Linked DNA regions of Homo sapiens: region 2 is linked to region 1. Evidence: chromatin loops called from intact Hi-C (ENCODE). Cell type or tissue: PC-9. All regions are shown on one strand.

Region 1 (2,500 bases):
GACTGTCATGCAAGTATTCATAACTTGGGATTAACTTTCATATGAATTATTTGAGAAGTCTACATAATGCCAACAAAATAATTTTCTAAAAACCTCATTATCTTATTTCCAGGTATATCTTGATGTATTTTTTTAAAAACTGTAGAATCAACAAATCCCTTTGGAATCTAAAGTTTAGATAATGTCACAAGCTATTCAAAGGAATTAGCAAATCTTTCCAGCAGCTGTTCTTCCATTTTCCCTGGCAGCATCAGGTGGCAAGGACAGGCGGTAACCAAATCCATTTAGTGTTAAGTGTGACTCTAACATTGATGACCTTACTGAAATAGTTGGGTCTGATGCTCTGAAGAATGATTAGGTAGGGAAGCCACGTAGCAGGCTGCACATACCACCTTATCACAGAGCTCATTTAGAATATAGTTTGAAATTTTGTTGGAATAACAACTTGCAGGTAGGAAGAACAGCTCAGGAGAAAGAGCACTGGAATGGGACAGATCTGGATTCAAATTCCAGCTCACCACTTACAACATCAATCCCTCCAAGCCTTGTTTACTCATCTGTAACATGAAAATACAAACAATATCAATTCCACGGGGTTGTTTGGGGATTAAAAAGATGTAAACATCCCTTTTGGCATAAAATAGAGGCTCAAGAAATGTTAGTTCCCTTCTTTCCGTTCACCTGCGTCATGTGTCATGCTGGCCTTTCTTATTAAATTTTCAGTTCATTTTCAATTATAGCACCCTTAAATTCTTTACAGGCTAGTAATAAAATGCAACTGATAACATTGGGCTCTGTGTTACTGAGGCAAGGACTGGGTATAGAGTTTCCCTGGTGCTGCTTGGCACGTTACCCAGATGTTCTAGAAGGTCATGGTCTGTGGCATTGTGTGGAACATACAATAAACAATCCACCAACGTTTTTATGTCATCTCGTATGGGTCTTTTGTTAGTTATCACTGCTCTCAAGTTTTGGGTTGATAATCTACAGATAATATCATTAGAATTTATAAGAAAAAAGAACCCTTGTAGGCATGGCAGACTGCATAAAATAGATTGAACAAGACGAGGCTTTTAATGCAATCTACCTCATTAGTGAGAGGATATGGATCAGGCAGGGCACGATAAATTCTGAGGACCATCCCAAAGTGATCCCTGGGACCTATTCTGTAATGAAGTAGGAAGGCCAGACCTATCTTAAAACACTAAGTCTCCCTATAATGTTGGGTGAGTATCATCCACAAGTTACATGGCACTTTAATTAAGAGGACCACTAAAATTATAAGCTAGAATACAGACATTGAAATAGAAACTTTCCTTCCTTTCTCCCTTCCTTCCTCCCTCTCTCCCTTCCTTCCTTCCTCCCTCCCTTCCTTCCTTTTCTCTTCTTCCTGTTTCTTTCTTTCCATTTTATCTTTTTACAGAAAGAACAACAGGCTACTGACAAAAACACTTACACTGTAATAAGATGAACTATTAGAGATAGGGGAGACTAATATTCCTGGACATACAGTCAAGAAATTCCTCTGGGTTTATGCCAAGAGATAGACATCAGACTGAGTCAAGCCCAAGCACACATGATTGAGATCTCTAAAATATGCCTGACATGTGAGAAAAAATTTATCTGGAGTTCAGCTAATCCATATCATTCAGTTTTCTTTTTCTTTTGTTAAACTGAAGTAAACTTTAATAGTTCTTTATTAACCACCAGCTGTTGTATGATCCAATTTTAATAACGTTTTCCATTTATCTTGCTTTTTGTTTGTCTAATCTTTTATCTGTATATAGGCATAGAGAAGTCTGGAATAATATTCACCTAAAGTTAGCAACAGTCATTTTCTGAGTGGTAAGAGGGGGCTTTATTTGTTGTGCTTTTATAAATTGCTTGAATTTTTAAATGATTTATTTAAAGAAATCAGAGGGTTTTTAAATAAAATAATCCACAACACTGATTTTTCACTTACCCAGTTTCTGATTAAAAGTGGCAAATGAGGAATGACGTTACATTGTTAAGCCATTAAATTTGAAAAAAAAATGCAAATATTGTAATCATGCAGGTAAACCAAAAAAATTTAAGATGCAATTTATCAAAGCCAGAAATCATTCAAAGTAGGCAAGCAAAGAAAGTAAACATTAAGCATAGTGAAATACAAGAGACCAACTCTACTTAAACCATTTCCCACTCAATTAAACAATTAAATAAAACATTTATTTCTAACAGCTGGCTGCCAGAGATGCCCAGGAGAAACCCAGCTCTGTGCAGGTATCTTAACTCAGGGTGTACAGTGGATAAATGAGCCTGAAAAAAAAAATAAATCAAAGAAGGTCCGAGGGACCTGAGACTGACTCCCTAGCTAGTGCTTAATGGTGCCACAAAAGATGTCTTTATTAAGTGCTTTGTCTCAGTATTTTTGAAGGATCAGCTTACAGCAAAGTAAGAGACATTGCACAATATCAGAAATTTGTTACTGATTGTTAGAGTCAACCTTTATCCAGAAAAT
Region 2 (2,500 bases), 120 kb before region 1:
GCTATTGCTATTTCTAAAGTGAAATTATAGACATGTAACCAGTATGGAATTAATAATCATGGGCTTGTTGTCAGTTCCTTTATCAGGTCCCCATTTCTGAAAGTCCTGTACACGAAGGAATGTGAAGGAAGGTAATCCCGAGGGAAATTCAAAAACTGTTCAATTCATCATGAAATCAAAAGTTGAAGCTTTGGCAATATTTGCTAAATTAGTATGTCTGCTTAGTGTCAGTATTTCTATATATTACTGTTTTAAAACTTTATGTCAAAGAAATGATGAGACTCTTTGGTATTCAGCCATGTCCTCAGAGCCATTTCTTTAAATGCCACTAATTCCTTTTTGTGGAATACTTTTTAGAATCTCATTTGTGTGTGTATCTCCACATACACACAAAACAAGTCTCTAATGGCTTTATCATTGGCTAGTTGCAGCTGGGAAATCTTCACATGCTCAAAGCAAATCATCCTATATGGCATACTATATCAGATGCTTGGCCAGATTGCCTCAAGATTTTTTTCTTTTAATGTGCAAACTTTAAATGCACAGTGTACTACGGTTCACCTTCAGAAAAAAAAATGCTATGTATCTGTACTCTGCACACATAAACTGTAACTTCCTCAGACTTCCTTATAAATAAACAATAGCTTTTAATGTTTTTTGTATTGATAGACTAAGAAAAAGTCTCAGCAATTTTATGGAACAAAACAAAAAATCCATTGGAGCTAAATACCACATTGATGCATGCTATTCTCTTCATGCCAATTCTCTACCCTATGACCCTACATAACTCCTCCCTGTTCACAAATATACCTTCACTCTTTTGATCCTATTAAATATTGAAATGAAAAAGTCGTTTTTTTGTTTTTTTTTTTTTTTTGAGACAGGATCTCACTCTGTTGCCCAGGCTGGAGTGCAGTGGTGATATCATAGCTTACTGTAGCCTCAAACTCCTGGGCTCAAGTGATCTTCCTACCTCAGCCTTCCAAGTAGCTGGGACTACAGGTAGATGCCACCATGCACAGCTAACTAAAAAAAAAAAATTTGTAGAGGTGAGGTCTATGTTGCCTGTGCTGGTAAAAAAGCCTTCTTTAGAGAATATTTTGTATAGAAATGAAAATACATCACCACCAGGGGTCAGTGCCAGCCATGTGACTTCAACAGGTTTTAAATTAGCGCTCAAGAGAACTCGTCAGCTCCAATACCTTCTTGAACAGGCCCCGTACTTCCTCGTAACTCTGATCTATTTCCCATCCCTGTCCATGCCCAACGTGTAAGCTTGGCCAAGACCAAGACACTCTCATAACCTCTCTGGAAAACAATGAAATGGTCAAATAAGCTACATATGCTGGCTTGTCCTTTCTTGCTCTAATTTAAAACATTAACCTTTATATATATATAAAAATTTTTTTACTTATGTAGTTAAATATCAAGATAATCTTATTATTACATTTAGTTAACATTTACAAAGAAGGAGCAGAGCATTATCCATAACGCTATAAACTGGGTTCTTATTAGCCATAATTCATAAAACATGAACTCAAAAGACTTCTCACAAAACATCTATGTACTCACTGAGAGCTAAAACAAAGCATTCAACACAAAAGGTAAGAACGAGTAAAACCTCACAATATAAAATTTCAATGCCTATCTATAAAATATGTCCTTCAATCTAGTATTTATGAAAAACTATTTTTATCTAAAAAGTGGTTAAGGCAGGAGGATCACTTGAGGCCAGGACTTTAAGACCAGCCTAGACAACATAGGGAGACCCTGTCTCTACAAAAAAAAAAAAAAAAAAAAAATTAGCTGGGCCTGGTGGCACAATGCCTGTAGTCCTGCCTACTCAGGAGGCTGAGGCAGGAGGATCCCTTGAGCCCAGGAGTTCGAGGCTGTAGTGAGCTATGACTGTGCCACTACCCTCCAGCCTGAGTGACAGAACAAGACCTCATCTCTAAAAGAAAATAAAAAATAAAGATAAAAATTAAAAGTGATCATCTGAAATGACAAAGGCATATGAGGTCAGTTTTCTGAGGGCCAAAGAAATAAAGAAAGCTACCAAAGATGTTCTGAAAATACATACACTAAAATGGGGTCAGTAAATAGGCTAGATAATAAGTATTTCAGGTTTTGTTACAAGCCATACTGTCTCCACTCCAACTATTCAACTCTGCCATTGTTGCAAAAAAGCAGTTATAGACAATACATAAATGAATGTGTGGGTGTGTTCCAATAAAACTTTACTTACAAACCAGGTGGCTGACTCTGCTAATTGTCAACTCATACACAAAAATATAGATCCACTGGTATGACAATGTTTATGTCACACCTTTGATATAAGGCTGACATGAGAAATGTTACTCTAAATGGCTGTTCTTCCACAGTAATTTCTTTTTACTTAGGAATATAAAATATTATTTGCATTTTTTTTAAAAAAAGACCTATGTTCACTTTTAAAAATTACATTTTGAAAGGAAAATTGATCTCTATAATAATCTCTAAG

Evidence for each region. Hi-C counts contacts between places; a loop is a spot of excess contacts. Peaks named below come from ENCODE experiments on the same cell type or tissue, not always from the same donor. Only the 100,000 strongest peaks of a DNase experiment are listed, where the experiment ranks them.
Region 2: it touches region 1 in a loop (2.4-fold over the local background); 2 of 110 quality-filtered maps call a loop at or near these places.

What each region holds. Positions count from the first base shown.
Region 1 is chr2:63,741,126-63,743,625 of GRCh38, reverse strand. It overlaps a transcript of WDPCP not described here. Among named protein-coding and RNA genes, the nearest start is that of UGP2, 100 kb to the left of the region's middle. In PC-9, no CTCF peak of the experiment used is centred here; a DNase peak (open chromatin) is centred at 1,545.
Region 2 is chr2:63,860,065-63,862,564 of GRCh38, reverse strand. The region is part of intron 3 of UGP2 (UDP-glucose pyrophosphorylase 2); the gene reads right to left. Among named protein-coding and RNA genes, the nearest start is that of UGP2, 19 kb to the right of the region's middle. In PC-9, CTCF peaks have their summits at 928 and 1,138 (motif pointing right); no DNase peak of the experiment used is centred here; H3K27ac peaks cover 245 bases.